Regions from separate parts of the Homo sapiens genome. Here region 1 is linked to region 2. A link is an interaction called in ENCODE POLR2A ChIA-PET data of the cell type or tissue named here. Cell type or tissue: PC-3. All regions are shown on one strand. Each heading gives the region's core, and the rest is flanking DNA. Links, peaks and the distances in the headings are about the cores only.

Region 1 (4,323 bases), core at 148-4,147, 92 kb before region 2:
ATCTGATTATCTAATGTAATTAGTGGACAATCAACTTTTTGACACTAGCTCAACAGAGCTCCTTGAAAGTAGAAACATGCATAGTGAGGATGTTTGGAATAAAGTTGCTGTGAAGTTAGACTTTGAAATATACTCAATCATTCAAAAAATATCTAGTGAGTAACTACCATTGGCCAGGCACTCCTTATTTTTTTTTTTTTTTGAGATGGAGTCTTGCTATGTTGCCAGTCTGGAGTGCGGTGGCTCAATCTCAGCTCACTGCAACCTCTGCCTCCCAGGTTCAAGCGATTCTCCTGCCTCAACCTCCCCAGTAGCTGGGAGTATAGGCATGCACCACCATGCCCAGCTAATTTTTGTGTTTTGAGTAGGGACGGGGTTTCACCATGTTCACCAGGATTGTCTTTATCTCTTGGCCTCGCGATCTGCCCTCCTTGGCCTCCCAAAGTGCTGGGATTACAGGTGTGAGCCATGGCACCCGGCTGGCACTCTTAAAGAGTAGATAATGTCCCTTGCCTCCATGGGCCTTACAGTCTATGGAGTGAGGTGGGAATTGTAGTAAATTATAGGAAGAAAAATACAGCTGAGGCCTAAAGAAGAGTAATATTTTAACAGGCAAAGGAGGGTGGCAAGAGCACTCCAGGCAGCAGGAGCAGCACACGAAGATCCTCTAAGTTGAGGGAAAGCTGAGCCCTTTGGCAGATCTGTGGGGAGAGGGGATTCTGGGTTTATCAAGAAAAGAAGCTGGAAAATTAAGAAGAGACCAGAACAAGTAGGCAATTTTAAGTCATGTTACAGAATTTGCATTTAATCCTAAGAGCTTTGGAAAAACATTAACCATTTCGGTGGGGAAAATAAAATGATCAAATTTACAGTAAAGAAAGATGATTCTATCTGTAGGACGGAGCATAACTGTAGGGAAATAAGGCAGGTTGGAACAATTAGCATGCTATTGGGGAGGTTCAGGCAGGGAAATTTGGTGTTCAGGAATATGGTAGTAAAATGGGAACAGGAAGAGTAGAATTGAATACAGAAAATAAGTACAATGTAGAGGCATTCAGAGGAATAGTAGTAATCTGTTTTGAATTATTATGAATAAGGAACATAGGGTGTGTTTGGATGACTGGCTTGGGAAAGACAGGATGTACTCGATTCTAGACAGATTGATTTTATAGTCCCTGCCATATATTGAAGTAGATATGTCTTGTAGACCATTGTCTCAATGGGTCTGCTCCTTCCATGAATAGGCTAAACTGGAGATAGAGAAAGGAAAATTACTGACACTTAATAGAAACTGAGGTTATGGGGATGAATGACATCACCAGGGAAAGTGAGATATGGCCTAGAAATGAACTCTGAGCAAGAATTACATGTAAGAAACTAGCAGAGGACAAGAATTCCATCCAGAAGACAAAGAAAGAGTGGTTTAAAAGGTTGGAGGAAACCCAGATATTGTGGTACCATAGAAACGAAAAGAATAAAGTGCTTTAGGAAGAACAGGGTGGTCTATACTGTTAAGTTTTACAGAGAAGCAACCAGTGACCTTTTGAAGCAGTTTCAGTGAAATGGAACAGGCATAAGCCAAATTAGGGAGAGAATGGATTAGAGAGGATGGTGAGCAAATGGAGATAGCAGGAATAATTCAAGTATTTTGGACATAAAGGTGAAGAAAGAACTAGGGCAGTAGTTATGGAAGGGACAGGTTATAGAGCACAGATAGCCAACCAAAGAACAAGATTGTCACTGAAGCTAAAGTTATTGAAGCTAATGGATACATTTCACACTCTTCTCAGGAGACAGGCTTACAGCTAAATTGGCATGTGGAGAGAAAAGCTCTCAATCAAAGTTTTTTTTTTTTTTAAAGGAGCTCCTCATTAGAAGAAATAATCACTAACACTCACTCATCATAGCATTGTCCTGTGTCCACACAGTCTTGATGTCCATTTCTCATGTGTCACACTGCACAGCTGCTTCTGTCTTTGCATACTGACTGTGAATCTACTAAAAAAAACACCCCACAAATAACCATGTCACAGGTAGCTCTTGAGATAAGAGCCTTCTTTTAGATCCTTTAAACACAGTTTTGGTATTTTCTAGCATTTTAAATAAATATGTTGATATCTAATTTGTAACACAAGAAAGCTAATTTTAAAATTCATTATTGCCTACCCACTCTAAGAGACAATTTGAGCTGAATCATTGAAAAGCTGGATTGTTGCTTGCTTGTGGCCCAATAAGAAACAGATGTATCCTAAGTGAGAATGTATTCATTTACAAAGCAAGCCATGTTTCAGTCTAGTCATAGCCATAACACTTCAGGAACTATCTTTAACATGATCTCTCCCTGGGAGCAAAGCATCTTTTCTCATGAGAAAATCTGTATAAGACATTTGGTTTCAAAAGGGACTCAAACAACTTTCTCATCTGGAGAACACATGAAAAGGGAAATAAGTGGGAAAATGCTTTTGAAAACTTCCAATAAAGACATATATCTTCTTGTAGTCACAGAAAAGATTAAGTTGGTGGTGTTTAGTAACTAATGGCAAGACCCTATTGTTTAAAAAAGTTGCTTACTCATGCCTGCAGGGGAAGTAATAAAGTATTATACCAATAAAAAGTAATAATCACAATCACTGTGGATCTATAAAACATTATTAAATATCCCTTGACAACTTAAAAAAACTCTAAGTAATTATGAAGCCTCGTTTTAAATTAAAACCTGGCCTTGGTGCCCCACATCACTCTTACATGAGCATGGTAATGAAGGAGATTTATGATGCCTTGGTGTATATTGCTGCAGAGTTAGCTGGCTGGCCACCCTTATGATATAATCTCTTTTCTCTGCAATTTAATTAAAACAGTGAAAGATCTGACCTTTGCTGAAGATTTTCTTATCCATAGCACTAAAAATATCCCCTGGAAGCAATCTGTCAATATGATCTTTCAAACACAATCCTGCTCATACTGGGGAAGAAGAAAAAGACAATGAGAAATACCAGCATCCAAAAGGTTAGCACAGGTTAGTACATGGTTAGTTGCCATGAAACTGAAGTCAGAAGGCTGCCTATAAAAAGGGTAAAAAATGAATTTAAGCCACCTAATTATGTGAAGCAATGAATGAAAATTCCCCATCTAGTATCCAGCTTATAATAAGGATACAATAATGAAAATTGTCTCTTATTCCTCCAGGTCTCTTAGAGGAATTATCCTGATGTCTATTATGCTTTGTATGGCGCTTATAGGCATTAGTGCCTTGATATATAGATACCCATGGGAGTCTTACCTGTTCTCATAACCCCCAGAATTCTATGCATTCTGTAGTAAAATATTTTGCAATGAAGAAAAAAACTCCTCTTTATTGATGATAACAGATCACTACCAACTCTGATCTGGTGATTGTCATGTTCCTGTCTGGTCATAGGATAACTGTCATTTATCTTCATGGCTGTGGTGAGAGAGGAAAGTTCCTCCTTTTCACTGTGTGAACGTGGCCTTCCATTCTGAACTACAATCTGATGGATGAAGAATTGAAGTGCTAGAGAGAAGTAGAGTATAACCCAAGGAAAAATGGAGCCCATGACGGGGAAAAAATCCTGTTAAACATTCACTAGGAAATGGTTAAAGGTCCAAATTTGAGGTCAGACAGACATGGGTTCAATTCCTTCACCATCCTAGTCACTATTCCTTGGAAAATACATCAATCACTTCTGAGCTCTTGGCTCAGCCTACAAAATAATAGTGTTACTTATTTTGTAAACATGTCAAGATAATAAGTTTTCTATATTATACATTTTATCATTTCATGTTTAATAACAAGTAGAAGAAAATATCAATGGTCAGCAAAAGAAAAAACAACACTAAAGAAAATATGGGCCAAGCTAGTAAGTCATAAATTTCCATTGAAATGTAAATGTAAGTTAGAGTCTATGAACCTCAGGTGTGGGCAAAGGCTATGAGAAACTGTGTTGTATTAATCCTTTTATCTAGAGATGATAGTCAAAATCTTTAACAACCAGTATGGAACAAACATCAACAAATAAGAACGGGTGCTGACCATAGACAAGTAAAATAGCTGTGCCCATGTATACTGGATGTGTATCGGTCATGCACTTTTCCATGCCTAACACTGCACTTTGTACCTAGTAAGTTCTCAATTAATATCTACTAGAGTAAATTCACACTGTATTAACCTGGCCATCTCACAAAAGTGAGGTTAATTCAAAAAACACTAAATTAATAATGATTTAGATTTATCATTAATAATAATGATTAATAAGGATTTATCAAAGAATTATTCTGACTTTTTATTTCCAGGAAAGTTTTTCA
Region 2 (4,323 bases), core at 176-4,175:
CACAGAGGCTTAGTCTGATTGCTCATTAATACCTCTCCACTTTGACCAGTAGAAACTGCTCCACCCTTCCTCACACAAGCATTCTCTGGGCATCCTTTGTTAAAAATTTTATTTAGTATAACAATACTATTAATTTTCAAAATATTTCATAGTTATTGATGGGGCTTGTGGCAGAATTGAGTTATAAAGAAACACATGTGTTCTGATCTAGGTCCATTCCTCTAAAGATGATCATAGTTACACAGTTAACTGAACCGACCATTGAATGGAGCTAGCATGCTTGATAGGTTTTCTGTTATCAACAATCATTCCAGGAAGCAAAGGGGAAAAGAATCACAAATTTCCAGTAGATTGCTCTCTCACATCTGTCAGGTCTCCATTCATTTGTGATCTCTCTAGAGGGGGTTTTTGACCAAAAATAGCATCTTGTGCCACCTTCTATATCCCTACCCTGTTTTACTTTCCTTTGTAGCTCTTATCACTCTGTCATTATAACGCATGCTTATCCACTTACTTATTGCCTGCCTCCCCAAATGGAATGTGAGTTACATTAGGGTTGGGACTTTACTGATGCACCCTAAAACAGTTTCTAACATATACAAAGTGCTCAATGTGTATCATTAAATATATTGATGTTGAGTGAATAAATAAATTGTCCAATGAAATTAATAGAATGAATGAATGGACACATATAATATGCCAGCAATGGTGGATAAATGGTTTACAAATAATAAACATTTAAATCAAGTTCAACCCTGTCAGGGAAGTGTTGCTTTCATCTGATTGACAGATGTAGAAAATGAGACTCAGAGAGGTAAAATAATTTGCCCAAAATATATGCACACAATAGGTTGCAGAACTAGGATTTGAACGTGGCTCTTTCCGATGACACAATTTGTGCTATTTTTTTTTTTTTGAGATGGAGTCTCACTGTGTCTCCCAGGCTGGAGTGCAGTGGCACGATCTCGGCTGACTGCAACCTCTGCCTCCTGGGTTCGAGCAATTCTCCTACTTCAGCCTCCCGAGTAGCTGGGATTACAGGCACACACCACCACACCCAGCTAATTTTTGTATTTTTGGTAGAGACGGGGTTTCGCCATGTTGGCCAGGCTGGTCTCGAACTCCTGACCTCAGGTGATCTGCCCACCTCGGCCTCCCAAAGTGCTGAGATTACAGGTGTGAGCCACTGCACCCTGTCCCAACTTGTGCTATTTTTATAACACTTCACTTTGTGCAAAAGCTATAGGTCAGGCTAGTTTAATATCCTTCAAAACTATAATGCTAAAGAGAGTACTTAAAGGAAATGATTTAATGACGCTTTAGTGTTGGACTTGGTATCTCCTGGCCTTTTCTTCCATCTCCTACCTCCTCCCAATTACATCTGACTTGGGCATCAAAACAAGACTCGCCTGGGTCCCTGGGCTGAAAAATAAAGCTTGCTTGTGCTGGTCTCTACACCTTGGGCAGGCTTTCTCTTTCCTCAGGCATGTGAGGAAAGCAGAACAGCCACAAGTCTATCAGAGCTGAGGGAGCTAGCTGTGTGTTTGTCTACCAAGTGTTGGCAGTCCTGGGAAGTATGGATGCACAGCATCATGCACAACCTGGTGGGACTCAGTAAGACAAAAGGAAGGAAGGTTAAGTGAGTAACAAGTGTGTTCACAACAAGATAGAAGTAAACCAGGCAGGGAGTCCAGTGTTGACAGGAAGAAGTTACTCGATGACTAATTGGAGAGAAGGACAAAGCTATGATACTGAAGGACAAGAAGGAGCAATGCATGATGTAAGTAACTGTGTGGTTGCTGAGTCTACCCCATAAGGTAGTTGTTTACCTTTTATGGTTTATGTTCTTGGATTGTGCACTGGGTTTGATGACTCAACTGGGTAAGGGCCAGATGGTTTTCTAATGTATCTTTTGTCTCCAGAAGGACAGAAATTTGAGCTTTAAGGCATCTTGAGTTACCTTGAAATGTAATTTTTTCTTGTTTTTTTTGTTTTATTTTTTATGCTTTGTTATTGAGGCATAATTTACATTAAACGACATGCACAAGCCAGACATGGTGGCTCACACCTGTAATCCCAACACTTTGGGAGGCTGAGGCAGGAGGATTGCTTGAGTTCAGGAGTTCGAGACCAGCCTGAACAACATAGTAAGACCTCGTCTCTACAAAATAAATAAAAAAATAAATGATTAGCTAGTGTGATCGTGCATGCCTGTAGTCCCAGACACTTAGGAGGCTAAAGTAGAAGAATGGCTTGAGCCCAAGGAGATCAAGGCTGCAGTGAGCTATGATCATGCCATTGCACTCTAGCCTGGGTGGCAGAGCAACACCCTGTCTCAAAAAAAAAATGACATGCACAGATCATAAATGCACAGTTTGGTGAATGCTGACATAGGCATATCCATATAACTCACACTGCAAACAAGATAGAGAATATTTACATAAATTTAAACAGTTCCCTTGTGCCCCTTCTCAGACAATCCAACTTTCTCAAACAACCACTCTTCTGATTTCCTCATGAGGGATGATTTTTGCCTGTTTTAGAACATCATATAAATGGAATCATATAGTATATTCTTTGTTTCTGGCCTGTTTTGATTATTATAATGTTTTTGAGATCTTCTATGATTTGTCTTCAGTATTTGATTCATTTTTATTGCTACGTAGTATTCCATTGGAAATACACCAAATTTGTTATCCAAACATCACACATTTGCCCACTTTCTTTTTTTTTTTTTTTTTTTTTTTTTTTTTTTTTTTTTTTTTTGAGACGGAGTCTCGCTCTGTCGCCCAGGCCGGACTGCGGACTGCAGTGGCGCAATCTCGGCTCACTGCAAGCTCCGCTTCCCGGGTTCACGCCATTCTCCTGCCTCAGCCTCCCCAGTAGCTGGGACTACAGGCGCCCGCCACCGCGCCCGGCTAATTTTTTGTATTTTTAGTAGAGACGGGGTTTCACCTTGTTAGCCAGGATGGTCTCGATCTCCTGACCTCATGATCCACCCGCCTCGGCCTCCCAAAGTGCTGGGATTACAGGCGTGAGCCACCGCGCCCGGCCTCATTTGCCCACTTTCTAATTGGATTGATTCATTTTGTTCTGTTGGGTTTTGATAGCTTTTTTGTGTATCTTAGGTACTAGTCATTTATTGAACATACGGTCTGCTAATCTTTTCTCCATTGTGTAGCTTGTCTTTCATCTTTTTTCAACATGGGCTTTCACATAGCAATCGTTTTTATTTTGATGAAGTTCAATGCATCAATTTTTCCTTTTATGGATTGTATTTCATGCATGGAGTCTAAGAACTCTTTGCCTAGCCCTAATTCTCAAATTTTCCTTGTGTTTTCCTAAAAGTTTTGTAATTTTACATTTTACATTTATGTTTACAATCCATTTTTGGTTAATTTTTCTTTGAGGCATGAAGTTTTCTTGCCTATGTTCATCTTTTTGGATATGGATGTCCAATTGCTCCAGGATTTGTCAAAAAGACTGCTATCCTCCCACCATTAAATTGTTTTTGTACCTGTGCACCATACGAAACAGCACATTCCTATGGGTTTATTTCTGGGTTCTCTATTATGCTTCATTGTTACATGTGTCTATCTCTCTGCCCATGCCATTCCAAATAAACCATAGAATTGGTTTGTATATTTAATTAATTAATTAATTAATAGTGAAAGAAATTGCATTAAACCTATAGATCAATTTGGAAAGAATTGAAATCTTTGTTGGGTCTTCTAATCTAGCTATGTGATATGTCTCTCCATTTATTTAGTTTTTAAAAGATTTAATCTGCATTTTATAATTTTCAAGATATAGATCCTATAAAATATTTTGTCAAATGTATATTTAAATATTTTAATTTTTGGAGGAATTGCAATGGTATTGTATTTTTTCATTTCAGTTTCACATGTTATTGTTAGTATATAAAAATGAGATTTATTTGTGTGTGTTGATCTTGTATGGAGTCATTGCTGAATTCACATTAATTCTAGAAGTACTTTTTGGTACATTTCTTGAAATTTCTACATAAACAACCATATCCTCTGCAAACAGAAATAATTTTATTCTTTTTCAATCTTTAGAATTTTATTTCTTTTTCTCAACTTATTGCAATGACTAGGACCTCTAGTACTATGTTGAGTAAGAATGGACAGAATGAACATCCTTGCCTTGTTACCGATCTTGGGGGAAAAGCGTTTAGTCCTTTTCTATTAAGTATGATGTCAGCTGTAAGATTTTTGTAGATGCTATCTATCAAAATGTGGTAATTCTCCTCTATACTAACTGGAAATTTTTATTATGAATGAGCATTGGATTTTTTCAAAT

The links. ChIA-PET counts read pairs that join two places held together with the same protein. Peaks named below come from ENCODE experiments on the same cell type or tissue, not always from the same donor. Only the 100,000 strongest peaks of a DNase experiment are listed, where the experiment ranks them.
Region 1: POLR2A ChIA-PET joins it to region 2 with 5 read pairs; 2 of 35 experiments call an interaction of 5 or more read pairs at or near these places.

What each region holds. Positions count from the first base shown.
Region 1 is chr5:96,479,267-96,483,589 of GRCh38, forward strand. All of the region lies in intron 4 of LOC101929710 (a long non-coding RNA gene), which reads left to right. It also overlaps a transcript of CAST not described here and the pseudogene LOC102724070. Among named protein-coding and RNA genes, the nearest start is that of PCSK1, 48 kb to the left of the region's middle. In PC-3, for the core only: no CTCF peak of the experiment used is centred there; no DNase peak of the experiment used is centred there.
Region 2 is chr5:96,571,303-96,575,625 of GRCh38, forward strand. All of the region lies in intron 4 of LOC101929710 (a long non-coding RNA gene), which reads left to right. It also overlaps a transcript of CAST not described here. Among named protein-coding and RNA genes, the nearest start is that of CAST, 89 kb to the right of the region's middle. In PC-3, for the core only: no CTCF peak of the experiment used is centred there; a DNase peak (open chromatin) is centred at 1,769; H3K27ac peaks cover 1,276 bases.